Regions from separate parts of the Homo sapiens genome. Here region 2 is linked to region 1. Evidence: read pairs that join two places in POLR2A ChIA-PET (ENCODE). Cell type or tissue: PC-9. All regions are shown on one strand. Each heading gives the region's core, and the rest is flanking DNA. Links, peaks and the distances in the headings are about the cores only.

Evidence for each region. Peaks named below come from ENCODE experiments on the same cell type or tissue, not always from the same donor. Only the 100,000 strongest peaks of a DNase experiment are listed, where the experiment ranks them.
Region 2: POLR2A ChIA-PET joins it to region 1 with 23 read pairs; 2 of 35 experiments call an interaction of 5 or more read pairs at or near these places.

The regions. Positions count from the first base shown.
Region 1 is chr20:34,589,250-34,604,801 of GRCh38, reverse strand. All of the region lies in intron 7 of PIGU (phosphatidylinositol glycan anchor biosynthesis class U), which reads left to right. Among named protein-coding and RNA genes, the nearest start is that of MAP1LC3A, 38 kb to the right of the region's middle. In PC-9, for the core only: no CTCF peak of the experiment used is centred there; no DNase peak of the experiment used is centred there.
Region 2 is chr20:34,172,862-34,188,413 of GRCh38, reverse strand. It overlaps a transcript of ASIP not described here. Among named protein-coding and RNA genes, the nearest start is that of ASIP, 61 kb to the left of the region's middle. In PC-9, for the core only: no CTCF peak of the experiment used is centred there; DNase peaks (open chromatin) are centred at 7,513 and 8,543; H3K27ac peaks cover 1,430 bases.

The sequences.
Region 1 (15,552 bases), core at 2,464-10,463:
TTAATCCTGTGATTTTTTTTTATCCTTTCTGGAGCTTGGGTCAGGTTATGTGATGGTAGCTTATACCAGAGGAGCCAAACTCAATCAGTTATTTCTTGATAACGGGTCCTTCCCCAAGCCTTCTCTGGGGCCATATTTAGAGTTTTCACACCTTATTTTTTCTTCCCCAGTCACTTTCTGTTATTTCTGCTATGTCCAGGTGTGTGCTAGGGCAGAGGTAGCAGTGCTGTTAGCTTTGTTTCTTTTTGGAATGGGTAAAAATGAAGGCAAGAGCTTGATCAAGCATTTTCAATAAAGTTTTCTACCAGTTTTGTTTCCTCTAATATATCTGTCATGCAAAATATATCTCCTGGATCTCTTCTTGTGATTCCAAGAACTTACATGTAAAAACATTGTTAGGTTAACTCCCTTTAAGAGTTTATTTGGATAACTGGCTTTTTCCCTTTCACATCGTGTCTGAGAAAGGAAATGGTTTCTGTACAGAAAATGCTTTTCTCCCTAGTGCTGTAGAGACTTGGGGAGAGGAAGATAATCTTAATGTAGCTGGGGTTTTTCTGAAGCAGTCTGAGAATTCTTAATTTCCCTAAATATTTTTTATATATTAGCAACAATGTGACTCCTGGAATATTGTAACTGCGAGTTAACATTTTCAGGTTGAGGGTGCACATAACCCTTGGATCACATCTGGCCCCACAGATGTGGTTCATTTGACCCTGGTGTTTGACTTTTTTGAAATTAGTAGTCAGCATTTTAAAAATTCATGTGGAAATTTTTTATTTCTGGCTCCTTTTGAGGAATTGTAAGATCTGTCCCCTTTAGGCAGAGCGTACCCTCTTCAGATTGCCACAGTCCCTGTTTCATTTCTCTCACCTTCACTTGTTTGTTACCTGCCTGGTCCCCTGTAGGGGTGTGGTGTGTGTGTGTGTGTGTGTGTGTGTGTCTGTCCACTAAAAGGTCTAGAAACAATGACCAACCCAGTATGAATGAACATTCTTAGTGCCCAAATTATGATCTTGAAATACCATTTACCCATTTAGAGAAACTGGGGTTTCTTAGGGAAATGGCTAATTCTAGGTTTTAGGGCAGGAAATGTATAGGATGATCCTAGAATGTTGTGATAACAGATAACATGAAAGTTTATCAAAGTCTACTGGAGTCATCTTGAAAGGACTTAGGATCTAACTTGAAGAGGCTCCCACTGACCAAAGAGGGATAATTTGAGTTTCAGTAAGGTAAGAATTGCAATAGATTAAAACTCATAAATATATTTAAATCCAGGCACTCATAATGTTACTAAAAAGGAAACCTACTTGGCTAAATTAGGAGAATTGATAAGAAATCAGTTCATTGTATTGAAAACTGGATAAAGGAAAAAAATAAGTATTTGTCCTGCCTTTCCTGTACCACTAGATAACCATATAGTAGGTGACAGAAATATATCTTTATAAAATTATTTCAACTTACAAATGAAAACAAAATGATAGGATAGCATCATTTTACAACCCCTTATGGTCTAGGTACTGAGCATCAATAACTGCTGACATCAGAAACAAAAACCAAGCCTCCTGACAAAAGAACATTACCCACCACCAAAGTTTGCCAAAAGGATAAAATCCAAAATTGATCAAGCCTCTGGATATAGCTGCAATTTGCAAGAAATACTGAAAACAAGGTACATAATTAGAAAATCCAGATTATGGGATGTTATATGGGTTAAATGTCCCAGATTCTGTAACATATGAATTGTAACAAGAAAAAAAAAAAAGATATGGGCAGGAGTAGGCTGGAGTGGAGGAATTATGAATTAAGAGACTTAAAAATTGTATCAAAAATTTTAAAAATAGGCAAGACCTAAACTATAGAAAGGGATGCACATGTAAGTGGAAAACCATAAAGAAATGCAAGGAAGTGATTATTACCAAAGCCAGGGTAGTGATTACTTTGGAGGGAGGAGGGGATTGTGGTTGGATCAGGGAACATGGAGGAACTTGGGGAATGCCTGGAAAGTTCTTTCTCTCGACCTTGGTAGTGGTTATAAGGATGTTCACCTTACAATCATTCATTAAGCTTTATATTCTATGTAATTTCCTGCATTTTGTGTTTGTAATAAAATGGTTTAAAAAATTGATAGAGTTTTTAGGGCATCATTCTTGTAACCCTTCTACTTACATACATACATACATTTTATTTTTTTGTTTGTTTTTTAAGATGGAGTCTTGCTGTGTCGCCCAGGCTGGAGTGCTGTGGCACAATCTCAGCTCACTGCAACCTCCACCTCCCAGGTTAAAGCGATTTTCCTGCCTCAGCCTCCCAAGTAGCTGGGATTACAGGCACCCACCACCACGCCTGGCTAACTTTTGTATTTTTAGTAGAGACAGGGATTCACTATGTTGGCCAGGCTGTTCTTGAACTCCTGACCTCAAGTCATCCGCCCACCTCGGCCTCCCAAAGTGCTAGGATTACAGATGTGAGCCACCGCACCCAGCCATACATATATTTTATTTTATTTCATTTCATTTTATGATGGAGTCTTGCTCTGTTGCCCAGGCTGGAGTGCACTGGCGCAGTCTCGGCTCACTGCAACCTCTGCCTCCCGGGTTCAAGCAATTCTCCCACCTGAGCCTCCCAAGTAGCTGGGATTACAGGCACCTACCACCACACCTGGCTAATTTTTGTATTTTTAATGGAGACGGGTTTTCACCATGTTGTCCAGGCTGGTCTTAAACTCCTGACCTCAGGTGATCTGCCCGCCTTGGCCTTCCAAAGTTTTGGGATTACAGGTGTGAGCCACCATACCCAGCCCATACATACATTTTACATACACGTTTTAAGTCAGCGTTTGCTGTGGAGCAAAAGAGGTAAGATGAAATCTCACCTGTTCACTGGGAAATTTGCAGTGTGAACCTTGTTGAAGTCAAATAAAATATAGAGACAAATCTCTAATGTTTTATTTGGGAAGCAAGAATTGCAATTTGAGTTATACACACAGACTGGGTGGTCTTTGGTATGTCCAAAGAACAAACAGAAGGTTAGGAGTTTTATTAGAAAAAGAAATAGTATGTATTGCTTTGAAAGAAAGCTCATTGACACAAGTCAAGTTTTTGGGAGCTGGGAATCTCTGATTGGTGAGACAGTGGTAGGTTAAAGTAGTCTTAGAGTCACAGCAGGTCGTTTCAGCAGCTGGGCTTGTGGAAAATCTAATTCTTGGAGCAGGTGCTGTATGCCCTGGGTGTTCTTTCCCCTGGCCCTGATTTCGTTGGACATGACAAGAATGACCCAATTTATATAATCAACTTTTACAACCTCGAGATTAAGTTTGGCTCTAGTGTTTATAAACAACAAGCCATCAGGGGATTGCTGGAGTTTCTTTTTTAGGAATTTTAGATGTGCCTCACTGTGTAACTGGAATAGTCCTGCAAGATTAAGTGCAAGTTCAGTTTTTATAAATAGATGCAGTACATACTTCAAATTACTTTATCGTTTTAGGGCCCTGTTCCCCAAGCAAACCTTGACTCCAAAACCATGTCTTCAAAACAGAATTATACTTAAAATTTATTGCACATCTTGTAACCACAAGTTTGCCAAGAAAAAAAATCATTTTCCAGTCTAACACTGAGAGCACTTTAGGTCGAATAAAACACTGAGAAAAATGGTAGCAAACAGAAACTTGGGGGCCACTAATGGGATTTGCAAAGAGTGAAACCTCATTTCCTGAGTGTGTGTTCAGGACTTGCCTAAGAGAACTGCTTTTTTTTTTTTTCTTTTTTGAGACAGAGTTTCGTTCTTTTTGCCCAGGCTGGAGTGCAATGGCACCATCTCGGCTCACTGCAACCTCCACCTCCTGGGTTCAAGCAATTTTCCTGCCTTAGCCTCCCGAATAGCTGGGATTACAGGCATGTGCCACCACGTCTGGCTAATTTTGTATTTTTAGTAGAGACGGGGTTTCTCCATGTTTGTCAGGCTGGTCTCGAACTCCCAACCTCAGGTGATCTACCTGCCTCAGCCTCCCAAAGTGCTGGGATTATAGGTGTGAGCCACCGTGCCCGGCCAATAACTGCTTTTAACAGCCTACTTGATTCAGTTTTTCATGGCCTTGTTGTTTTATTCCCTGGCATACTTCTTTTTAAATATCAGTAGGGTGGAATGGGAAGACAAAACAATATTTTTACTTTAGAGGGTATTTTTTTTTTCTCTCCTGGGCTGTTTTCTTCCTCTTTTTTTTCTTCCTCCCTTCTTTGCTAAATGGCAGTCTTTTTCAGGAGGAAGATCAAGATGATCAAGGAATTAACTCAGAACCTAAATACTTTCTTCATTGAATTTATCTATGGATGCCTTCTCTTTGTTGAATTCTTTTCTTCTCTTTTCTCTTTTTTCTTTTCTTTTCTCTCTTCTCTTCTCTTCTCTTTTTTCTCTGTCGCCCAGGCTGGAGTGCAATGGCATGATCTCGGCTCACTGCAACCTCCGCCTCCCAGGTTCAAGCATCTCTCCTGCCTCAGCCTCCCGAGTAGCTGGGATTACAGATGCCCACCACCAAGTCCAGCTAATTTTTGTATTTTTAGTAGAGACAGGGTTTCGCCATGTTGGCTAGGTTGGTCTCGAACTTCTGACCTCAAGTGACCCGCCCGCCTCGGCCTCCCAAAGTGCTGGAATTACAGGCCTGAGCCACCATGCCTGGCCTTGAATTATTTTCCATCCCCAGAAATTTATCATTCTCTTGAAACTTTATTCTTCTAGATCAGCGGTATCAGTAGAACTTTTTGTGACCATGGAAATGTTCTGTGTCTGTATTGTCAGTGCAGAAGACACAAGCCACATGTGGCCATCAGGCACTTGAAATTTGCTAGTGGGACTGAGGAACTGAAGTTTTAGTTTTAGTTAAGTTATACTTTATATTAGAATAGCCACATATGGCTAGGGGACAGTACAGTTGCAAGGAGAAGTCAGAGTAGAGCTATGTGTGTAAAGCTTACAGGGGGGGCCATAACGTTGGTCAGATTCCTCTCACCTAAGATCTATTAACAGTAATGCTGTCTCCAGCTTAAAACTCTTCGCTGACTTCCATCATCCTTAAAGTCTTTATCATGGAGTTATGATGTCTGTAATTTATTTAAAAATACTTCTTCATAGACCATCTGATAGTATATATTTGCCAGTTAGTTTCAGCCTCAACTTCAGGGGAATGTGAATTACATTAATGAAGCATCCACATTCCATGATGTCACCTAGCTTTACATCTTCAAGGGTGCACTCTCCAGGGGCTGCCATCAGTGCAGCACTCTCTATAGTTTGATCAACACCTTTACTAGTTAGCATAGTGACTGTCAGAAACAGCTTGGATTTTTTTGTTTTTTTGAGACGGGGGTCTCTGTTGCCCAGGCTGGAGCGTAATGGCACGATCTTAGCTCACTGCAACCTCTGCTTCCTAGGCTTAAGCAATCCTCCTGTCTCAGCCTCCCGAGTAGCTGGGACTACAGGCGCGTGCCACCATGCCTTGCTAATTTTTGTATTTTTTGTAGAGACAGGGTTTTGCCATGTTGCCCAGGCTGGTCTCAAGCTCCTGGATTCAAGTGATCTACTCACCTTGGCCTCCCAAAGTGCTGGGATTACAGGCATGGCCCACTGCACCTGGCCAATTTTTACTGGTGAGATTAGTGTCTTACTGATTAACAAAATGAGTATTAGAAGTAGGCGCTCATTAGTGAAATTGAAGTATTCAAAAGCAGAATTGGGCCAGATGTGGTGGCTTATGAGCTACAGAGCAAGACCCTATCTCTGCAAAAAATGAAAAAATTAGCCAGGCATGGTAGCATGTGCCTGTAGTTCCAGCTACTCGGGAGTCTGAGGTAGGAGGATTATTTGGGCCCAGGAGTTAGGGCCCAAATAATGCAGTGAACTATGATCCTGTCACTGCACCAGCCTGGGCAACAAAGCGAGACCCTGAAATATTCCTATGCTTGCATGAAGAAGGAATATGAATCTAGCAGGGCCTGTAACTTCTTCCCTTGGAGATGGCGCCTGAGGCGTAATTCCTTAATGATCCTTTGGCCTTTGGTTAGGATTTCTGGTTGCCTGATGTGACTCCAAGGGCAACAGAACCCTGCCTCTGGGATATTGTCAGTTCTATTATGAGTGAACCTTTTTCATAAGTGGTGGTTGGAATAACTAGAGGCAGAAAGAGCTGGGACAGCATGGAGCTTCTAGAATAGTTTGTGTGAACTGCTTTGGGCCTGGCTCACTAAGGAATATCTGTTTAATAGATGTCTTTAGGTGTGCTAGAATTTGGTCTGGAACTTGCTTTCTTTGTCACAAGATTGTAAAAGAGGTGCTAACACTCACCACCTGAAACATTTTTCTCAACTGTTAAAGAGCCTATGAGATGTATATTACCAAAATGGCTTAGCTCCTCCTTGACTTGGCTGTTCTCTACCTCTCTATGCTTATCTTATACCACTTACCCCTCACTCCTAAATCTCAAACCACACAGACCTTCTCTGTTCCTCCAGTGTGGCAAGTTCCATCCCACCTCAGGTCCCATACCCATGATGTCCCATCTGTCTTGAATGCCCTTGTGCTTTATAATATTTGCATAGTTTAAAACATAATAAAGCAACACTGTGTTCCACTACCCTGCTTAAGTAATGTAACATTTCTAGTCCTTTAGAAGCCCTGTACGTCCTCCTTCTACACTGCACTCCTTCCCTCTACCTCAGAGGTTATGACTACCCTGAATTTGTTATTATTTATATATTTTTAAAAATATATAGTGATGGGGTTTCATCATGTTGCCCAGGCTGGTCTCGAGCTCCTGGGCTCAGGTGATCCACCACCTCAGCCTCCCATATTGCTGGGATTACAGGCATGAGCCACCATGCCCGGCCTACCGTGAATTTTTTGTTAATCATTCTTTGGCTTTTCTTGAAAGTGTTACCACATATGTATGGCTTGCTAAACAGTGTATTAAATCTTACATTTTCCCAACATTCTGTAATGAAAAATTTCAAAGAAAAAACAAATACGAACACTCATATACCTATAACCTACATTCCTCCATTAATATTTTACCATACTTGCTTTATCACATATCCATCTATCCATCAGTCAGTCTTATTTTTCATACATTTTGAAGTAAATTGCAGATGTCATACATATCCTTGTAAATAATTCAGCATAAGCATCAACTGGAGTTCATTATTTATTTACACTCTTTTTCATTTTAGGTAGAATTTACATACCATGAAGTGCATGAATCTTAATACAAATACCTGTGTAACCCAAACTCCTCTCAAAATACAGAAAGTATCTTCGGGTCCTTTCCCCATCAATTCCCACTCCTATTTCCTCAGACACAACTGTTCTGAATATTGTTTTAACCATAGATTAGTTTGGCCTATTCTAAAACATCATATAAATGGAATGAAATAATAGGATTATTTTGTATAAGGCTTCCTTCAACCAGCTTGTTTTTGAGATTTATCCATGTTATTGCATGTATTCTTTTTTATTGCTGGGTGTTTTTTGTGTGTGCAGCGTTTTGTTTACCCATTCTCCTATTGGTAGAAACTTGGGCCCATTTCCAGTTTTTGTCTGTTACAAATAGACTACTATGAACATTCTGGTACAAGTTTTTTTGTGGACTTAACATTTTTGTTTCTCTTGAGCAGTACCTAGCAGAATTTTTGGGACATTGGGCAAGTGTACGTTTAGCTTTGCTAGAATCCACTAGACAGTTTTTCAAAGTTTTTGCACCATTTTACAACCCCCCCAACCAAATATGACAGTCTAGTTGCCACACATCTTCACTAACATTTGATGGTATCGATCTTTTTAATGTTGGCAATTCTAGTGGTATATCTTCGTGAAGTTCTGCTTGTCTTTTGTTTATTTTGCTTTGTTTTTGAGAATTCAAACTTGTATTTGACTAATAAGATATCTTTAAAATTTAGAAAATAACAATTGACACAGCTAGAAGAAATTGATAAATCAGCCATCGTAATTAGTTTTAACAAATCTCTCAAAGTAAGATTAAACAGCCAAAATATTTAATAACTATGTAAACGATTTGAACATCACAATAACAAGCTTGATTTAATGAAGATTAGAGGCAAGGCAAAGGGCTGATTTTTTTTTATACTGGCCTTGTAGAACGCTCTAATTTTTTAAATTGCTTGTTTATTTTTTTAACCAACCATGTAACAGATGGTTTTATCTCCATTTTTAAAAGTTTTTTATTTTGAATTAATTTTAGACCTACGGAAAAGTTGCAAAAATAGTACAGAGTTTCTTGTATCCCTCACTCCACTTCCGCTAATGTTAACATTTTATATAACCATATACAGTTATCAAGAACAAATAAATTGATATTTATGCAGCATTATTAACTAAACGACAGACCTTATTAGAATTTTGCATTTTCTACTGAGGCTATTTTTGTTTGTTTCAGGATCATATTTAGGTCCCACATTGCATTTGGTGGTTTTATCTCCTTAGTCTGTCCTAGTCTGAGACAGTTCTTCAGTCTTCTCTTGTCATTCATGACTTGTGAAGTTATTTTTGTGAAATGTACCTCAGTTTAGATTGTCATAGTTTTCTCATGACTGGACTGAATTTACATGTTTTTGGCAAAAATGCATATTGTGTCCTCAGTGCACTGTACCGAGGGGTTCATGATATTGCCATATCTTCTCAATGCTAATGTTTACCTTGATCACTTGGTGACGTTAGTGTCTGCCAGGTTTCTCCACTGTAACTTTTTTTGTTTTGTTTTGTTTTTGAGACAGGGTCTCGCTCCATCGCCCGACTGGGCTCAAGCAGTCCTCTTGCCTCAGCCTGCCAAGTAGCTTGGATTACAGGCGAGCACTACCACGCCCAGCTAATTTTTGTATTTTTAGTTGGCCAGGCTGGTATTGAACTCCTGACTTCAAGTGATCCACCCACCTTGGCCTCCCAAAGTGCTGGGATTAAGGCATGAGCCACTGTGCCTGGCCTGTTTTTCATAATTACTTAGATTAGTTCTTTTCTTGCGCCATGTAACCCTTCAGTGTGGTTGTGTTTTTAATTTGTAATATAGTTAGTTTCATTTGTTAGGGTTTATATTCATTTTGGATTCTCCCCACATATTGGTTGATTTTAATTGTTTATTTGAGGAGGGGGTAAGTGAAGGGAATGTAAAATATTACTGTGGTTCTAAGAGTCAGCTGTACAAAAAGAGCAGTATTACTCTGTCATCATTCCTGCTATCCTGTTCTTCTAGTCCCTCCCCTCTCACCCTAGGTAATTACAGTCTTCCCTCGGTATTTGTGGTGGATTGGTTCCAGGACCTCCTGCAGGTACCAAAATCTCAGGATGTACAAGTCCCTAATACAAAATGGCATAGTATTTGCATATAACCTAGGCATATCCTCTCCTATGCTTTAAGTCATCTCCAGATTACTTGTAATACTTCATACAATGTAAATAGTTCTTATACTGTATTGTTCAGGGAATAATGAAAGAAAAACATCTCTACATGTTCAGTACAGACACAATTTTTTTTGGAATATTTCCTATCCTTAGTTGATTGAATCCATAGATGTGGAACCCATGGATATGGAGGGCTGTCTTCTCTTTAGTTTCTGGCTTATCTTTCCTGTATTCCTTTCACACACCAGTGAATAGATACATGTATATATGTATATTTTCTTTTCTTTTTTTTTTTTTTTTTTTTTTTGAGACGGAGTCTTGCTCTGTTTCCCAGGCTGGAGTGCAGTGGCGCGATCTCGGCTCACTGCAAGCTCCGTCCGCCTCCTGGGTTCATGCCATTCTCCTGCCTCGGCCTCCCGAGTAGCTAGGACTACAGGCGCCCCCCACCATGCCCGGCTAATTTTTTGTATTTTTAGTAGAGACGGGGTTTCACCGTGTTAGCCAGGATGGTCTTGATCTCCTGACCTCGTGATCCGCTTGCCTCAGCCTCCCAAAGTGCTGGGATTACAGGCGTGAGCCACTGCGCCCAGCCTATATGTATATTTTCTTGTATGCCTTTATTTATTTAGCGACAGAGTTTGGCTCTTGTCACCCAAGCTGGAGTGCAATAGCACGATCTTGGCTCACTGCAACCTCCACCTCTCGGGTTCAAGTGATTCTCCTGCCCCAGCCTCCCGAGTAGCTGGGATTACAGGCGCCTGCCACCACGCCCAGTTAAGTTTTGTATTTTTAGTAGAGATGGGGTTTCACCATGTTGGTCAGGCTGGTCTCGAACTGCTGACCTCAGGTGATTTGCCCACCTCTTATATGCCTTTCTTATATGAAGGGTAGCATACTTTAGATACTCTTTTGTGCTTTCCTTTTTTTCACTTAACATTATTTCCTGGAAATTCCTCCATATCAGTATAGATAGAATAGAGATTGTCCTCATTCTTTTTTAAGGCTGTGTAGTACGCCATTGTGTGAATATACCATAGTTTATTCAGCCGCTCTCCAGTGTGTGGGAATTTAGATTGCTTACAATATTTTGCAATTACAAGTAATGTTTCAGCGAGTAACCTTGTATATACTTATTTTCATATTGTTGGAGGTATATCTTCAAGATAGATTTCTAGAAAGTGGAATTATTGAAGTATGTATGTAGTTTTGTTTTGTATTGATTTTTTGAGACAGGGTCTCACTCTGCAGCCCAGGCTGGAGTGCAGTGGCACGATCACAGCTCACTGAAGCCTCAACCTCCTGGGCTCAAGTGATCCTCTCACTTCAGCCTCCCTGATAGCTGGGACTATAGGTGTGCACCACCACATAGGGCTAATTTTTGTATTTTTTGTTGAGATAGGGTTTCTCTATGTTGCCCAGGCTGGTCTTGAACTCCTGGACTCAAGTGATCCACCTGCCTCAGCCTCCCAAAGTGCTGGGATAACAGGCATGAGCCACCATGCCTGGTGTTTTTTGTTTGTTTGAGGCAGGGTCTCTTGCTCAGTCCCCCAGGCTGGAGTGCAGTGGCACAATCACAGTTGAGCTTTTTTCTACATCAAAGTTAAAGACAAGTTCACCATGTTTTTTTCTAGTACAGTGCTTTATCATTTCATTTAAAAAATATATTTGGATCCCTAAGCTATTTGGAGTTTATTCTTGTGAATGGTGTGAGAGATAGGTCTAATTCAACCTTTTCCAAATGGTTACCTTGTTGTCCTAGCATCATTGATTAAAAAGTCAATTTTTATCATAGTGATATGCCACCACTGTCATATACTAAATTGCCATATGTATTTTGGTCTAGTGCTGGACTTTCTGTTTTATTCTACTAGTCTACTTCTCTATTAACGAGCCAATATTGCGCTGCTTTAATTATAGAGGTTTTATATTTCAGTGTCTGATAAGGCTAGTCCCCCTTCATGATTTTTTTAATCAGTGTTTTCTTAGCTATTCTTGCATGTTTGTTTTTCCATATGAACTTTTTATCTACGTAAAGTGGCTTGGTGGCTTTTTTTTTTTTTTCTTTAAGACAGAGTCTCGCTCTGTTGCCCAGGCTAGAGTGCAGTGGCACGATATTGGCTGCAACCTTCACTTCCCTTCCTGGGTTCAAGCTATCCTCCCACTTCAGCCTCTGGAGTAGCTGGGACTACAGACATGTGCCACCATGCCCTACTAATTTTTGTATTTGTTGTAGAGATGGGGTTTCGCCATGTTGCTCAGGCTGGTCTTGAACTCCTGAGCTCAAGTGATCCACCCTCCTCTGGTTCCCAAAGTGCTGGGATTACAGACATGAGCCATCACACCTGGGCCAATTTTCTATTTTCTTGTGAATTAATTTTTTCTCTAATTTTTTATTTCATTATTTCAGAAAAATTTAGTACTATAATATTATAAATACCTTTTTAAAGATTCTTCAGTTATCATTTTGCCATATTATGTATATCTATGTAAATATGTTGATTTTTCTTTTTTCCCTTGAATTACTTGCTTGGAAGTTACAGACAAGACACATCAACCCTAATTCAGCAGGTAACTCTTAAGAACTAGGCATTCTTTATATAACCATGATACTGTTATCACCCCTAGAAATTTAACCTTGATAGAATAACATTATCCAATATATTCTCTCCAAATTCAAACTCCCCAATTTATATGTGACCTTTATAGGATTTGGGGGAAGGGATGGGGTTCAGGATGTATTACATTTCATTGTCATGTCCTTTGATCTCCACTTCTTTTTAGTTACACAGGCATTTTTAATCATTTAAATTATTTATATTTTTCATAGAATGTTTCCATTTCACCTTTTTTAAAATACATTGGCATAAGTTTTAAAATATTTTCTCCTCCCTGATACATCTATAGTTATGCTCTCTTTTACATTTCTAATGTTGTTTATTTGTTCGTCTCTCTTTTTTTTTTTTTTCTTAATTATTCTTATTAGAAAGCCATCAATAACATGAGTCATTTCTAAGAACTAGATTTGGTTTTGTTGATTCCTTATATTGTACCTTTATTTTCTGTTTTAACAAATTCTGTTCTTTATTATTTTCTTCCTTCTTTTGGGGTTTATTCTGTTTTTTCTAATATCTTAAAATGGGTGTTTAGCTTATTTATTTTCAATTTTTCTTCTATTCCAAAGTAACTTTCTTTAATATTTCTTTTTTTTTTTTTTGAGACGGAGTCTTGCTGTGTCACCCAGGCTCGAGTGCAGTGGCGTGATCTCGGCTCACTGCAAGCTCCACCTCCCAGGTTCACGCCATTCTCCTGCCTCAGCCTCCCGAGTAGCTGGGACTACAGGCGCCCAACCACCACGCCCGGCTAATTTTTTTGTATTTTTAGTTGAGTCAGAGTTTCACCACGTTAGCCAGGATGGTTTTGATCCCCTGACCTCGCGATCCACCCGCTTCGGCCTCCCAGAGTGCTGGGATTACAGGCGTGAGCCAACACGCCGGCCTACCAAAGTAAATTTCTAAGGCTGTACTTTTCCCTCAGAGTATTGTTTTATCTACATTACACAAATAGTAATATGAGGTATTTTCTGACATCATTTCTCTTTGACTCCTAGGTTATTTGGAAAAGTGTTTTAATTTTTTATAATACAATTCAAGAGATTTATTATGCAACATGACTATAGTTAATAATATATTGTATACTTGAAAATTACTAAGAAAATAGATGTTAAGTGTTCTCACAACAAATAAGTGATACATATGTGAGGTCAGCAAGTTTTTTTCTAATTTATTTTACGTTATCTTTTCATTAATAATTTCTATTAATTCCATTATCGTCAGAGATTGAAGTCTGTATGATAAAGATTCCTTGAAGTCAATGTGGGTTTATGGACTGATTTAAGTATGTGATGTTTTTGTAAATACCCCCAAAATGCTTGAAATGAATGTGAATTACTTAGTTATTAGGTGCCCTGCTCTATATAAGTATGATTTGTAAGATCTTATGAGATTAAACTTGTGAAATGTGCTTCATTTTTTCTATTTGATTACTAATTTGTCTGCTTGATCTATCAATTATGCATTGATGATGGATTTGTCTATTTTTCCTTTGTAGCTTAATCCACTTTTGTTTTATATATTTTGAGACTGTTATTAGTTACATTCAAATTTAGAACTGTTATATTTTTCCAATGAATGGAGCCTTTTATCATTATTGGACTATTTTTATCTCTGCAATACTTTTTTACATAAAAGTCTATTTTATCTGATAATAGTATAACCACACTAGCTTTCTTTTGCTTAATGTTTCCATGGCAATCTGAAAAAGTCCTTTGATTTTCAGCTTTTCTGTGTCTCATATATATATATATTTTTTTTTCTCTTTTTTTCGAGACGGAGTCTCGCTCTGTCGCCCAGGCTGGAGTGCAGTGGTGCAATCTCGGCTCACTGCAAGCTCTGCCTCCTGGGTTCACGCCATTCTCCTGCCTCAGCCTCCTGAGTAGCTGGGACTACAGGCACCTGCCACCACACCTGGCTAATTTTTGTATTTTTAGTAGAGACGGGGTTTCACCATGTTAGCCAGGATGGTCTCGATCTCCTGACCTCATGATCCGCTTGCCTCAGCCTCCCAAAGTGCTGGGATTACAGGCATGAGCTACCGCGCCCGGCCTCTGTGTCTTATATTTTAAGGTATATCTCTTGTAAATAGCATGTAGCTGCATAACTGATTTTTTTCCTAACAACATGATTTATGTTATTTTATTTTGTTGTTGTGTTATGTTATGTTATGTTATGTTATGTTATGTTATGTTATGTTATGTTATGTTATGTTACGTTACGCTATTTTATTTGAGACAGAGTCTCGCTCTGTTGCCCAGGCTGGAGTGCAGCCGTGGTGCAATCTCGGCTCACTACAGCCTCTGCATCCTGGGTTCAAGTGATTCTCATGCCTTAGTCTCCTGAGTAGCTGGGACTACAGGCGGACACCACCACACCCAGCTAATTTTTGTATTTTCATTAGAGATGGGGTTTTGCTATGTTAGCCAGGCTGGTTTTGAACTCCTGGCCTCAGGTGATGTTCCCGCCTCGGCCTCCCAAAGTGCTGGGATTACAGGTATGAGCCACCATGCCCAGTCCCTGACAACATGATTTTTAGTTATACAGTTTTGTTCATTTGAATTGATTGTGATTTGTTTAAACTCATTTCTGTTTTCTCACATACTGGGGTGGTTTTTTTGTTTTCTGGTAATTCTTATTTTCCTTTTTCTTACAACAATAAATTATTTCTCTTCCCCCAGCATCTTTTTTTTTTTTTGAGGAAAACATTTTTAAGAGAGGAAAAATTTAGAAAATGTATAATGATAGCCATATGTCTACTGCCCAAACTAAACAGATATTAAGATTTTTGCTATATTGTTTCATAATTGCTGTTGTCATACTTAATAAAATATGTGAGGCCAGGCGCAGTGGCTCATGCCTGTAATCCCAATACTTTGGGAGGCCAAGGCGGGTAGATCACCTGAGGTCGGGAGTTTGAGACCAGCCTGGCCAACATGGTGAAACCCTGTCTCTACTGAAAATATAAAAATTAGCTGGGCGTGGTGGCAGGCACCTGTAGTCCCAGCTACTCAGGAGGGTGAGGCAGGAGAATCCCTTGAACCCGGGAGGTGGAGGTTGCAGTGAGCCGAGATCACGCCGTAGCACTCCAGCCAGGGCAACGAGCGAAACTCTGTTTCAAAAAAAAAAAAAAAAAAAAAAAAAGCCAGGTGCAGTGGCTCACGCCTATAATCCCAGCACTTTGGGAGGCCAAGGTGGGTGATTCACGAGGTCAAGAGATGGAGACCATCCTGGCCAACATGGTGAAACCCCGTCTCTACTAAAAATACAAAAATTAACTGGGTGTGGTGGTGCGCACCTGCAGTCCCAGCTACTTGGGAGGCTGAGGCAGGAGAATTGCTTGAACCTGGAGGCAGAGGTTGCAGTGAGCCGAGATCGTGCCACTGCACTCTACCTTGGCGACACAGCAAGACTCTGTCTCAAACAAAGGAAAGCAGATAAAGTTGAAGTTTTTTTAACCCAAATTTGGCGTTTTTTTAAAGTCTTTTTTTACTTGTTTATTTCTTTTCATTTTGCATATGAATGCCAGGTTATATGAAGTTTC
Region 2 (15,552 bases), core at 3,988-11,987, 420 kb after region 1:
TTTTCCATGATGTGATAATCTTATGCTTGTCCATCTACCGCCTAAAGTCATCTTCTGTTTAACTTAAACCATCTCACATACCACCAGCAGTACATGTTCTAAGCTTTCGGAGACAAAAGGGCTGAAAGCAGGCTAATGAGTTCCCCAAGTAAACTGAAAAAACTAAACTGGCCAACTTCACCTCCTTTACGATTTTGTGTAAATGCTCTACCATCTTGCGTATAATTTCGTTTTTGTATCCCCTTTGGGAACTAGGATAGAATGGCACACATAAATATGCTCAATAAATATCGGGATGCTGGGTATGGGTAAAATGGTAGCAGAACAAGTCGATCTGAATAGGACCCTGGAAGTGCGAGGGGAAGATGGGTTTTCTGAAATACACTCCCTCATTTCCCACAGCCAAACAATTACAGGCTCAGCCTGAAGTCTAAACAAGATGTGGAAATGCCATACACAGCAGAGGAGAATTGGTTCTAAGGACTGAACTATATGAATAATAGTTATTTCTCTCCTTTTGGACTTGGAGATCTGGCTTTTCATAAATAACTATATTTACTCTTGTAATGGTCCTGCCCCATTTTCAAGTGATAGAGTAACTCCAAAGTATCTTTTCCTCTTAAAGGTCATTTATAGTAAGTGATGTGCTTCAGGAGTGTCTTGCACTGAACTGAAAACAAACCATCAAGGAACACTCCTCACCTGCCATATCCAAAAGGCACTCTAGGTTTGTATCCACTGTAATATATCTTCTTGATTTTGTACAGATAACATTAGCAATGGATACATAACATCTGTCACTGCCATTTATAAAATAAAATATCTGAGTCTCTCAAAGACAGTTTAGGAAATTCACGATCCTCCTAAGAGAAAGACGAAAACACCGTCAGTAGATTCTCAGCCCCAGGACAGGCCAGCTTAAAGTGATTAGGCTTGTGGACAGAGATTAAACTGACAAACCTTACACACTTGGCCCTAGCCTGGAGCAGGGGATTGATTTTTTCTCTGAGAAGAACTTTAGAGGCCAAAGGAAAAGACAAGTTGAAAAGAAATTCCTCTCTGAACAGTTACACAGCTAAGGCAAAGATTTCAGAATTCTGCCCCGAGAATCTTTCTTCCCAGCCTAGTTTAGTGCTATGACCAAATACAAAAAAAAGAACCAATTTAGGACTACCACCAGAATTATTTATTTATGACTCTCACACCCCTTTGTGGATCACTGATGGCAAGTTCTAAGTGACTGATTGATTGGTTCTCCTTTGTGCCTCATTGATCAATCAGGGCATTCCCAAAGACTACTAATTATTTCAGTTTTCAACCCAAGTTAAACATAATCAGGAAGTTAAATCCTACTGCTTCGGATCATGAGGTCAGGAGATCGAGACCATCCTGGGTAACACGGTGAAACCCCGTCTCTAGTAAAAATACTAGGTGCCACCAGGTGTGGTGGCACGCACCTGTAGTCCCAGCTACTCAGGAGGCTGAGGCAGGAGAATCGCTTGAACCCAGGAGGTGAAGGTTGCAGTGAGCCAAGATCGCACCACTGCACTCCAGCCTGGCAACAGAGCGAGACTCCATCTCAAAAACAAAAACAAAACAAAACAAAACAAAAACAACCTACTGCTGCCAAAGCTACCCCAAATTCCAAAGTCAAATATAAGTGAATTGTGGATTGTCTACTGTCTAGAGAATTCTTACCAAGCTCCCAATAGAAAAATGAGAACTGGCCTCATTATTAAATCATGTCACCATCAGTGGCCCATTTTCTTTCCAGCTTTGGTGATGACATCCTTGTATCAGCAGAGCAGAGTTAAATTGTCAGATTCCCAAAGCAATTTCCCTTTGGACTTACCTGTAGATATTACTGAGTAGGAAGGATCGGTGAACTCAGGGTCCAGGCTACCAGCGACTTTGGTAGCCTGACCAAAGCTGTTCACTCCCTTCACATTGCTTTTTATGCAACCCCGGACTATTAATGACTTCCAGCTGTGGGGCGATCCCTCTGACCACTCTGCCTGGCTTCCCAGATCTTCAGTGCTTTCATGTCTAAGAGGACTCTATATTTTCCTGCTCCATGACCTTCTGTCTCTCAGGACTCCTACCACCCAGGGTGCTGACAACTCAGCAAGGGTTTCCTTGGTGTGAGTTCTTTTGCTTATGGCACCTGAGCTATCACATTTCTAATCAGGAGCAGCCTGAAATTACGGTGCAAAAATTAAATTGTGGAGACTAAAGGCATTTGGTGCAACTGAATTTCAGGCAGAGTCTGAAGTTCCCTGGAGTAGAGCTTGCTGTGTGGGGGCCTCCTGCCCATGGCTTTGGAGCACTTTGATAATCTGAAATGTCTTTTAGCCGTGTTAAAGCTCTGGTAGAGCCAGCATCCAAAAAATTTTCTGAACTAGAACTCCATCTGCTACCAATCTCCAAGCCTGAATCATGGCTTTGCCACTTACTAGCCGTGACCTCAGACAAGTTATTTAACCTCTTTTGGCCTCACTTTCCTAAGATGTAAAATGCGGGCAATGAGACTTACTCTACAGTGCTAATGTGAGCTTTAAACAAGCTACGATATGTATAGTACATGGTAGATGCTCAATGAATTTCACTTCCCTTAATTCTACCCTCTACATTTTAGAGGAAATCTGTTTACCTGCCTTACCTCTTGCTTAGTAGACAGGATGAGGCTTGGGTTGAAGAATATATTACTCGGGCAACTCTAGAAAGGACGTGGGGTGGATACTGTAGATAGTCACAGGGATTGGTGTTTCTCTTCCTCAAATCCTAGGTTGTAATGATAAGACCAAGTGATTCTTTGACTTCAAGAATGCTTGCAATGTTCATTTCTGGGACAAGTCTCTCAGTAGGCACGACCAGAACTCCTTGTTAACATAGCCCAGCCCAGAACCTTGAAGATGGCAATGATTTTAATCTTACAGTATGGGGTGGAATAAGCTCAGCCACATATATACATGGCTTTTATATACGGCTCTTAAGAGCATAAGTAGTTGTCACAAGAACATGACATTTCCAGATCTATATTATGGATAATAATTTACGTGACTATCAACTTTTGAAGCAGGAATCGTCTCTTCTTCACGTTTATTCTCTTAAGTACATATTGCTTTGCATGTTGAAGTTGTTCATTAAATCAAATTGAATTGATTCAGTATCAAAGGACATGAAACTGAAGGAAAAAATGGAACTTAAAATTGTTGATGAGCAAGATCCGGACTGACCAAAAGAACCGAGAAGAAACCAAAGCTGAGCACTATCTTTTTTTTTTTTTTTTTTTGAGACGGAGTCTCGCTCTGTCGCCCAGGCTGGAGTGCAGTGGCGCGATCTCGGCTCACTGCAAGCTCCGCCTCCCAGGTTCACGCCATTCTCCTGCCTCAGCCTCTCGAGTAGCTGGGACTACAGGCGCCCGCTACCACGCCCGGCTAATTTTTTGTATTTTTAGTAGAGACGGGGTTTCACCGTGTTAGCCAGGATGGTCTCGATCTCCTGACCTCCTGATCCGCCCGCCTCGGCCTCCCAAAGTGCTGGGATTACAGGCGTGAGCCACCGCGCCCGGCCGAGCACTATCTTTTCTATATACCGGGCTTTGTTCATATAACTTTTATCTATGGGCTTTCATTATCTTTTAGAAAGTTATCATTGCATTGGAAGACTAGCTTAGGAATGTGTTGTTAGTAGGATAGCTGGTTAGAATAAGGGCTGGAATAGATAGTTTTATTCCTAAAGCCATCCCTAGTTACCAGAAAGTGAGACTCTTCCTCACTGATTCCCTCCATGGAGTGGGTTAAGACAACAGTGTGCCACCAGCCATTATTTTCTTTTTCTCTTCATTTTTTTAGTAGAGATGGGGTCTCATTTTGTTGCCCAGACTGGTCTTTGAACTTCTGGCCTCAAGTAATCCTCTTCCTGCCTCTGTCCCCCGACCATGCCTGGCCCCACCCGCCATTGTATATTGCCACAGGGCTGAGACTTTGGCGGAAACCCGTCTGCCTGCTTTGCCTGGGAAAAGCACTGTCCCTTAGGAGAATTTAAGTTTTAAGTCAACTTAAGGTAACAACACAGTTGTTACCTCTGCTGTGTTTTGTCCTTGGGGCTTATAGGGTATTTGCTGCAGTAGTTCATTAGTTAAAATTCTCCTTTTCCTTTTCCCTGAAGGCTTGGTTTTGCTACTTTCAGGCTTATTGGTATGATAATGAGAGCTGAAATGTAAGTGTTCCAAACTAGGGGAGAGAGAAGTAGAGAAAGTGATTTACTCTTAGAATGGATTGGGGTGTTTATAAACTGTTTTTTTTTTGTTGTTGTTGTTTGAGACAGAGTTTAGCTATTGTCGCCTAGGCTGGAGTACAATAGCATGATCTCGGCTCACTGCAACCTCAGCCTCCCGGGTTCAAGCGATTCTCATGCCTCAGCACCCCAAGTAGCTGGGATTCCAGGCACCCGCCACCACATCTGGCTAATTTTTTTATTTTTAGTAGAAACGGGGTTTCACCATATTGGCGAGGCTGCTCTCCAACTGCTGACCTCAGGTGATCTGCCTGCCTTGGCCTCCCAAAGTGCTGGGATTACAGGCGTGAGCCACTGTGCCCAGCCCAGGGTGTTTATTCACTACCAGTGGTGTTGTTTCCTCTATTAGATTTTAACTCCTGAGTTCAAGGGCTGTGTCTTATTCACCTGTGTATCCCCACTGCCTAGGGGGTCTATGGTGGTTGTTCAATAAATGCTTACTGATTGATATATAAATCAAATATAAGCAACGTTCCAAAGAGTTACAGCTGTGAAATTGGTGGTACAGGTAATAAGCACTAGAGAAGCTCAGAAGAAGAAGTCATTGTGGGCCAGAATGGTCAGAGAAGGTTCTGCAGAAGGGGTAGAAATATTTCATGAAAGAATTTGACTCTCTGGACAGAGATGGAATGGAATATGGACAGTGCACAGACTTCCAAATCATTTAAACTCTGAGAGCCTCAGTTTCTCATTGATGCAAAAAGTGTTTTTAAAATGGGAACAGTAAACCTACATCATAAGCAAAGAGTAAATGAGATAGTTATATAAAGTAATTAGCACAGAATGTGATACACACAAAAGGATTTTCTTTCCTCTGTACTTTTTCTTTTACTGACCTGTATAGTCATCCCATTGGATTTGAAAGCTTTCCTGAGTCTTCTGGAGCTCCTGGTGCCATTTCCTTCATAGCTCCAGGAGCTCTCCAGACACCAGAGGAGATATTCCTAAGCCAGGGAGGCTTTGTTCACTCTCTATGGATAAATAAGATAGATAAGCACTCTAAATACTTTTTATTGTCTATCCTTGAGCACATATGACCATGTTGGGCATAGGGACTTTGGCTAGGCAAAACATTTCCAATTTTATCTTCATTTCTACTTCACAGAACTTTATTATTAGAAGAGCTCTGGTAGGGCTCAGTGGCTCACACCTATAATTTGAGCACTTTGGGAGGCCAAAGTGGGAGAATTACTTGAGGCCATGACTTTGAGACCAGCCTGGGCAACATAATGAGACCTGCCTCTACAATTAATAAATAAATTAGCCAGACGTGGTGGCACATGCTTGTGGTCCCAGCTAGTCTGGAGGCTGAGGTGGGGAGAATTGCTTGAGCCCAGTAAGTCAAAGCTGCAGTGAGCCATGATCATGCCACTGCACTCCAGCCTGGGTGACAGAGACAGACTTTGTTTAAAAAAAAAAAAAAAAGTTCTTGGAGATAATACAGTATATAACTTTTATTTTACATATTTTTAAAAAACCAAAACAAATTTAGCCTAAAGCAATTAAGTGATTAGTTAGTGGCAGAACTGTGAAGTATAGTTGGGTGTCTTTTGATGTCTTTCCCAGTGCTCTTTCCAATATATCAGGCTATTATATACTTCTATATGTTGGAAAGTCCCATTCACTTTTCACATTTCCATCAACATTGGCAACCCAGTTTTTCGGCGAAATTCAGAGACATCCTATATGGGACCTTTGGCTTGTTTACCAAAGGACGAGGAAGATCAAGTGATTGATACAAGTTGAGAATCACTAATCTGAAAATCTGAAATGTTCCAAAAGCTGATGCTTTGTAAGTGCTGACATGAAGCTCAAAGGAAAAGCTCACTGGAGCATTTTGGCTTTTGGATTTGGGATGTTCAATCAGTTCATTGAGTTAACCATTTCTCTAAGGAGTCCTGGTTCCATGAATAATTTTTTAGGCCAGGCACGGTGGCTCATGCCTGTAATCCCAGCACTTTGGGAGGCCGAGGTGGGCAGATCACTTGAGGTCAGTTTAAGATCATCCTGGCCAACGTGGTGAAACCCCGTTTCTACAAAAATTAGCTGGGCATGGTGGTGCACGCCTTTAATCCCAGCTACTCAGCAGGCTGAGGCAGGAGAATCGCTTGAACCTGGGAGGCAGAGGTTGCAGTGAGCTGAGATCATACCACTGTACTCCAGCCTGGGTGACAGAGCAAGATTCCGTCTTGGGGGAAAAAAAAAGTAAAAAAGAAAAAAGAAAGATCTCAATAAACATTAATTGATTATGAAGGTGTGGGAATCTGGGGGCACAAATGTCAATAAATGAAAGTTTTTTTTAGGGGGAACATTTTGTAATCATTGAGGCAGGAAAATAGGGTCTAGAGGCAGGGAACATAAGGCCAATTCCCACTTCAGCTAGGACAGGAAATATCCTCTCCATAGGGCATAGGCCAAGTAAATAGCTTTGTATCTTTACTTCATCCTCTCTATTTGCATAGGGCATACCTGAAGTAACCAATAGAATCCTCTAGAGGGTATTTAAACTCCCCAAAATTCTGTAATGGGGCCCTTGAGCCCCTACGCTCGTACCTGCTCCCACACTGTGGAGTGTGTACTTTCATTTTCAATAAATCCCTTCATTCCTTCCTTGCTTTGTTTGTGCATTTTGTCCAATTCTTTATTCAAGATGCCAAGAATCTAGACACCCTCTTAAATGTGACAATCATCTTAAATGTTACATTTTTTCCCCTAGGTACAACTCTCCTAGGTATAATAATCTTACCTGTTTCTTCTGCTGAGTGTTCATGTGTGAAATAAAAAATGAGTATAAGGAACACTTTATTGAACCTGAGGGTGCTCATGGACTGTCAATATAGGGGAGAAGATATTGCTCAGAAAAATTTAAACCCTGCAAAAAGTTTGCCGGGAATGTTAATTTGAAAGTGCCCCCACCATAGAATGAGAGAGCTTTAGTGAGGAGGGCAAACAGCATCATGTAAAGTGCCCAAGATTAAGGAGAAACAGCTGGATGGCACAAACTGTTTTAATTGTGTGGAAGATAATTGGCCCAACTGGTTTGTGAAATATTAGGAAACAAAGGCACACCAGAGAAAAACAAATAATGATGCAAAACTGCTGAAGCGCAACAATGAGATTCATTTCAACCTAAATTATGCCTTAAGGCACAGTCTCTGCAAACTAGGAAAGTATTTCTTTTTTTTTTTTTTTTGAGACAGAGTCTCGCTCCATCGCCAGGCTGGAATGCAGTGGCGCAGTCTTGGCTCACTGCAACCTCTGCCTCCTGGATTCAAATGATTCTCCTGCGTCAGCCTCCCAGGTAGCGCGGATTACAGGCATGTGTCACCATACCCAGCAAATTTTTGTATTTGTAGTAGAGATGGGATTTCACCATGTTGGCCAGGCTGGTCTTGAACTCCTGACCTTCTGATCCGCCCGCCTCGGCCTCCTAGAGTGCTGGGATTACAGATGTGAGCCACCGCGCACGGCCCAGAAAATATTTCGATTGAAGTTTTCTAAACCTGCTTTGGAGCTTTAGGAAGTTGTAAATATATCAGATTTTGAAAAATGGTCTCCAATAAAACTTCAGTTCTCTTCCTTATTAGAGGATTTTATATTGTCTTGTTGTTTGATCAAATTTTCTATAAAGGCTTTGTGAGTTATAAGGTCTCTGTGACAGCTACTCAACTCTACTTGTCCAAAAGCAGCCACAAAGGTTTGTAAACAAGTGGGCACGACTGTCCAGTAATACTTTATTTACGAAAAAACGGGGTGGGCCAGATTTGGCCTGCTTGCTGATGTAGTTTACCAACCCCTGATCTATCTGATCAAACCCAAATGCTTCACTCTGGCAGAACATTTCATCATTTGTCTCTGCCGAATCTTTCATTGTTTTCAACATTTAGTCTAGTTCCAGTCCAGATGTCCTCCCATCTCCCAAGTGGTCTGCTCATTCTTGCTTTCAGAACTTTGCATATGTGGATTCCTCATCAGCCTCTTCCCTACATTCCGCCTTTTCAAGTCCTACCCATCCTTTAAGTGTCTGACTATAGCTTCTTCATGATGCCTTTACGGGTAACTCCAACAAACATCCTTTCTCCTTTTTCTCAAGCTTTTGTGACTATCCATAACTCTTAGTATAGCAAAATATTTTGAACTCACTGTGGGGCCGTAATAAATCAATAAGTTAATGGAACCAGGAAGGAACCAGGCTGGTGGAATAGGGACTTAACCTGGTTTGTAATTCCTTTAAAGGGTGTGGAAAAACCGCAGCCACTATCTTGCAACTCCAGAAATGAAAGGCATGCTGGTTGCAAGATGGCTAAGAACAGCAGAGTGTTTCCCTTGGGCACCTGAAGAGGAAAGGCCTGGCAGTGAAAAATTACTGCCACGTATTCTTAGTATACAGCACAAGCTCACTTGTACATAGATCTCTCCAACACTGTCCTATAAAACCCTCTTGCCGGGCGTGGTGGCTCACACCTGTAATCCCAGCACTTTGGGAGGCAGAGGCGGGCAGATCATGAGGTCAGGAGTTAGAGACCAGCCTGGCCAATATGGTGAAACCCCGTCTCTACTAAAAATACAAAAATCAGCCAGGTATGGTGGCGAGTGCCTGTAGTCCCAGCTACTCAGGAGGCTGAGGCATAAGAGTCGCTTGAACCCAGGAGGTGGAGGTTGCAGTGAGCCGAGATCATGCCACTGCACTCCAGCCTGGGCGACAGACCCTGGGTGACTCCGTCTCAAAAAAAAAAACAAAACAAAAAACCCTGTCACATTTCTGCCTCTTGGCAGATAGCAGCTCTCTCACTACTGCCTGTTGCTGCTATAAAGCAGCATTCCCCTAATAAATTTCCTTCTGTTTTCTTTTGTACCTTTTTTTTTTTTTTTTTTTTTTTTTTTTTTTTGAGATGGAGTCTGTTTGTGTCGCCCAGGCTGGAGTGCAGTGGCACAATCTTGGCTCGTTGCAACCTCCCCCTCCCAGGTTTAAGCGGTTCTCCTGCCTCAGCCTCCCGAGTAGCTGGGATTACAGGTGCCCGCCACCACGCCCGGCTAATTTCCGTATTTTTAGTAGAGACGGGGTTTCACTGTGTTGGCCAGGATGGTCTCAATCTCCTGACCTCGTGATCCGCCCGCCTTGGCCTCCCAAAGTGCTGGGATTACAGGCATGAGCCACCGCGCCCAGCCGCTTCTGTTATTTTATTTCTGTCTTAGTAAATTCTTTTACTACCCAGGACTGTCACTGCACACGGCACTTATTTCAGGCACTTCAGTCAATTATAGTATGACAAAACACTAGCTTATATAGATCTCTGTCTTTTTATTTTTATTAAGAGACAGGGTCTCAACCGGGAGCGGTGGTTCACGCCTGTAATCCTAGCACTTTGGGAGGCTGAGACGGGCAGATCACAAGGTCAGGAGATCGAGACCATCCTGGCTAACACGGTGAAACCCCGTCTCTACTAAAAATACAAAAAATTAGCCGGGCGTGGTGGCAGGCGCCTGTACTCCCAGCTACTCGGGAGGCTGAGGCAGGAGAATCGCTTGAACCCGGAAGGCAGAGGTTGTGGTGAGCTGAGATCGGGCCACTGCACTCCAGCCTGGGCTACAGAGCAAGACTCTGTCTCCAAAAAAAAAAGGAGAGAGACAGGGTCTCACAGCCAGGTGTGGTGGCTCATGCCTGTAATACCAGCACTTTGGGAGGCCGAGGTGGGCAGATCACTTGAGGTCAGAAATTCAAAACTAGCCTGGCCAACATGGTGAAATCTCATCTCTACTAAAAATACAAAAGTTAGCCAGGTATGGTGGCACATGCCTGTTGTCCCGGCTACTTGGGAGGCTGAGGCAGGAGAATGACTTGAATCGGGAGGCTGAAATTGTGCCATTTGCACTCCAGCCTGGGCGACAGAGTGAGAGACTCCATCTCAAAAAAAAAAAAAAAAAGAGAGAGAGAGACAGGGTCTCACTCTATCATCCAGGCTGGAGTGCGGGGTGCAATCATGGCTCATTGCAGCTTTGAATTCCTGGGCTCAAGAGATCCTCCCATCTCAGCCTCCCAAGTAGTTAGGACTATAGGCATGAGCCAATTAGCCCAGCTATTTTATTTTATTTTTTTGTAGAGATGGGGTCTCGCCCAGGCTGGTCTGAAACTCCTGGCCTCAAGCTGGTCTTAGCCTCCCAAAGTGCTGGGAACCTGGCCTCTAATTGTCTTTTTCAGGCAAATCCTGACTGGATGGCAGAAACCCACTCAGAGCTAGATTTACTGTAAAGCTAATTTAGCTTTAAAGACCTTTGCTTGCTCAGTTTTCTGTACTTAATTTTGTATCTATAATTCTATATTCTCTTACTTAAAGAGGGCCTCCAAATTTGTACACGCTCCAGGGTCCATAAGCTCTGGGCTCACCACAAGGTCTTGTACAAAGTTGGTACAGCAGAGATTGCTAACCATCCCTCAATATCCATTTTCCTTGCTGGAATGCCAATCCTTCATGTTGTTGTGTAAGGAAGAAATACACATTTATCTTGTTTAAGTCACTGGTTTTTTTTGTTTTTTGTTTTTTTTTGGTCTCTCTGTAATAGCAGCTTAGATCTTGCATCATAAGCTGGCCACAGTAAGTGCTCAATAATATTTATTAAATTAAATGTGGCCATTAACTGCTGGGCATAGTTGCACTTGTAGTCCTAGCTACTAGGGAAGCTGAGGCAGGAGGATTGCTTGAGCCCAGGAGTTTGGGACCAGCCTGGGCAAGACCCCGCCTCTAAAATTAAAAAAATTTTTAAATGTTTTAAATGTGGCCATTAATTAGGAAATTGATGCAGACCTGCTATTCAGAATCATTCAGCTCCTCACCTTCCCAAAGAATTTTTGCTACGTTTGCATTTTATAGAATATAGATAGAAAGACAGGATATATTTACATCATAAAAGAATGTGTAGTTATAACTACATTTTCTCTTTTAGAGAGGCAATTTACTTTTGGAGCAACTATATAAGGCAAATTGGAGTAGCAGATTGTATAGGTGACCACTTACTTTGTTCGCTTGGGCACAGGTTATCAATACTTTGCTTACCAACTCCTAACTCGGCCCCCTGTTGTGTGGTAGGTGAATGGGCTTAATTGTACTATTCTCTCTACTTCTGTGTGAGACTAAAATTTTCCATAATAAAATGTTTAAAAATTACTTGGAACATCTGTAAAATATTTAGATTTCTAGGCTTCTCCCGTACCCCACCCTGCCATTTGGAGATTCTAAATTAGTAAATCTGACATGGGATTCAAGAAACTGCAATGTTAATAATCTCTATTTTTGTCCAGACCCAACCCCTGGGCCTCACCCTCAACCCCATCATGCAGTTGTTCCTCAGACCACTCTCTGATAAATAATCTAATAAAATGTCTCTTTCATTTCAAGCAACGCTTTGAAATGGAGATTTTTTCATTACAGATACTTGTTATTCTGTTAGATATTTTGCTTTGATTTTAAAATAATACCCCTGCAGAGAGATCCCTCTACCCTCCAAGAATGACTGAATATGTTAGCTGTAGATCTCTCCCACTGTTCTGAAGGTAAATTGCCAAGAAATTTGTCAACTGACACATTAGAATACATCTGATTCCCTGTACCTGTTAGAAACCTTTAGGTTCAAACCAGATTTTGGGCTATTTTAATGATCTTCGCTGTACTTCTAAAATGTGTATAACCTACTCTTGAGCACTCTTCATATTTTGCCCTCCTCCTTTACTCTTGTTTTGCTACATTTTCCGGTTCCCCTCCAGAGAAAACCCCATACTCAGAATCAAAGGCAGTGATCTGTCTAGAGAGTCTAGGCAGATGGTTTTTTATAAAAGGGAAGGAAGAGCCAGTAGGAGATATTGTAGGGTATGTTTAGGAGGAGGACAGGATATATTTTGTCCTGGTTTTCAGCTCTGATTTGAAGTCTTCAGCGGATCACAGTACACTGTTTTGAATGTGAGTGGTTATTCTATGTCACAGCCTTTTCCATTCTCCTCAAGCCTTCTTTGCAGCACATGACCTTGTCTCCTACTTTAGGAAGGAAACGAAACTGCCAGTAGTAAATTCCCTTAAGCTCTATCTCCTCCACTTCTTTCTTTCAACTCACTAAAAGAGGAGTCACTCCCTGTGTTCAAGCCCCACCCTTCTACTAGACCTCTTCGTTACACCTCTTTGCCCATCTTTTCTCTCTGTCTTTTTTTTTTTTTTTTTTTTTAAACGGAGTCTCGCTCTGTCGCCAGGCTGAAGTGCAGTGGCGCAATCTGGGCTCACTGCAACCTCTGACCTCTGCCACCCAGGTTCAAGTGATTCTCCTGCCTCAGCTTCCCAAGTGGCTGGGACTACAGGCACATGCCACCATGCCCAGCTAATTTTTGTATTGTTTAATAGAGACGGGGTTTTACCGTGTTGGCCAGCATGGTCTCAATCTCTTGACCTCGTGATCCTCCTGCCTCGGCCTCCCAAAGTGCTGGGATTACAGGCATGAGCCACCATGCCCGGCCTTCTCTCTTCTATATTTACCTTCTTTGTGGAAATAGAACACTTTGGCTAAGCTCTTCAGTCTTGTTTTTTCTATTGTTCTTTTCTCCCTTCCCTCCTCCTGCCTTCCACACCCCTTCTCAAATTCCACTCTATTTCCTTTTTCAGCCCAACACTGCAGTGAAAAAGAGACAGTCTGTCGTCTTCCAGGAGCTTAGAGATTAGTGGGGGCCACAGATTAATAAACCAAGGAAGAGAAGGACATTTCCAGACAGACAATAGCATATGTAAAGGCATAGAGGCCAGAGCAGTACAGCTCTTTCCACGAACTGTACCATGTGGTTAGAGGACTGGGAACAGATGTGGAGGATAGGGTGCCGAGATTGGAGAGAGTGAAAAGGGTCACATATGCCATGCTAACAAAGCTTTACTTGCAGTGCTAAGAGCCTGGATTTTAGTCAATGGTCAGTGAAGAGTTCTCTAACAGTGGTGAAGAGGAAAAGACTGGTGGGGAATTATATTAGAGGCAGGGCAATTAGTTGGAGATTATTGTAAAAGTTCAGCTAAGAAATGAAGAGGACCTAACCTAAGGCACTGGAGATGAAGAAGATTTTTTTCTTTAACAATAGCTTTAAGCAAATTGATTATAAAGTTCCTTGGTGTCATTTTCTTCATGCTTCCCATGTAGGGTTTGTTGAACTTCTTGGGTCTATGGGTTTATAGTTTTCATCAAATTTGAAAAATTTTGGGTCTTTATCTGCTCATTACTATTTGGTCATTATTTCTTTTTTTTCTGTACCCTCCCTTCTCCTTTGGGGTCTCTAATTACACATATATTAGGCCACCTGATGTTGTCTCAAGGCTCGCTGATGTGCTCTTTTTAAAGTCTTTTTTCTCTATGTGTTTCATTTCTTATTGTTTTTATAGCTATGTCTTCAAGTTATTTAGTCTTTCCTTTGGCAATGTTTAATTTGCTGTTAATCTTATCCATTGTATTTTTCATATCAAATACCATATTTTTCATCTCTAGAAGTTAGACTTAGATCTTTTAAAATAACTTCCATGACTCTACTTATCATTTTCAATCTTTCCTCTAGCTTCTTGAACATGTGGAATACAGTTATAAGAACTGTTTTAATGTCTCTGTCTACCAATTCTATCTTCTGTATAATTCTTGATCTGTTTTATTGATTTGATTTTTCTCCTCATTATGGATCACATTTTCCTGTTTCTTTGCAGGCCTGATAACTTTTTTTGAATGTCAGACATAGTGAATTTTATCTTGTTGGGGCTGGTACTCTGAGGATTGTTCCTTCTGCTCTTTTCTGGTGCTACTTTCTCCAGCCTCAGGTAGTTTCTTCAAACTTCTGTTCTGATCAGCACTAATTTCAGGAGGGGGACTAGAGAATAGGAAACAGGGGTAAAAGTCCAGGAAGTAAGTACGCTTAACTTTCTGAATTTCTCATATTGTTAGGCTAACAGAATTAAGTCTCGCTAGGATTCTTGGTAGATCTTAAGGAAATACTGCCATGCTGTAAAAGGACTGAAAAAAGATCAAACTTTAAGAATAGGTCACAGCCTATGATGAGAAGGGTCAAAAGTCAATTCATAAATAAATGACCCAGGAAGTCCCTGGATTGTTCTCTCTACTCTAGAGTCCTTTCTTTATTTGCACGACTAGGTGCTAACTTTGTTCCAGGTCTAAAACGTTTACCTCCTAATTCTAAGGGTGATGATCTTATCAACTCTAATCCTATCTTAAGGGACCAATTTGATTTTTGTATCTCACTGTATGAGTCAGAGAAAAAAGATTTTCTTTGTACATTTGAAAAGTTATTTGTGATTAAGACGTTACTGCTAAGCCCATATTTTTGATAACTCGCCAGGGATAGATTCTATTGACAATTATGAGTGTATGATGCCTTAATTTGTAACTTTTTTTTTTGAGATGGAGTCTCAAAGTCTCCCAGGCTGGAGTGCAGTGGCACGATCTGGGCTCACTGCAAGCTCCGCCTCCCGGTTTCACGCGATTCTCCTGCCTCAGCCTCCCAAGTAGCTGGGACTACAGGCGCCTGCCACCATGTCTGGCTAATTTTTTGTATTTTTAGTAGAGACGGGGTTTCACCGTGTTAGCCAGGATGGTCTCGATCTCCTGACCTCGTGATCCGCCTGCCTCGGCCTCCCAAAGTGCTGGGATTACAGGCAATGAGCCACTGCACCCAGCCAACTTTTTATTTAAGGATGAAAGTGTGGGAAAATGTAAGCTGTTCCTGGAATATGATGAATATACTTTTCAAATCAACACACTCTTTCAGAGACGTTTTTCTTTACATAGAAGAGCAACTAGGCAGCCCTAGCACATTTTAAGAAAAGGGTTTAATAGCAGAAGCTCCAAGACTACCCCAAAGTAGTCAGATTCCAGCAAATCTTAGGAGGGAGGACAAGCCAAGGCATCTTCAAACAACAAAAACTGTAAATCAAAAAAGTGTCTAAGACAGGTCTCAATTGATTTAGAGGTTTATTGTGCAAAGGCTGAGAACACACCCAGGAAAAAGAGAAACAACTTACTACAGATCTGTGGCTTGTGTTGTCCAAAGAGGGTTTTGAGGACTTCAGTATTTAAAGGGGACGGAGCAGGCAGGAGGGGAAAGAGGAACAGCCAATTTATCTGGCACTCAGTAAATCTGCATTTTCTGTAAGATAACAAATATAGAGTAGAGGAAGAAGTCAAATATGCATTTGTTTCAGGGTGGCCAGAGGGATGATTTCTATTTTATTT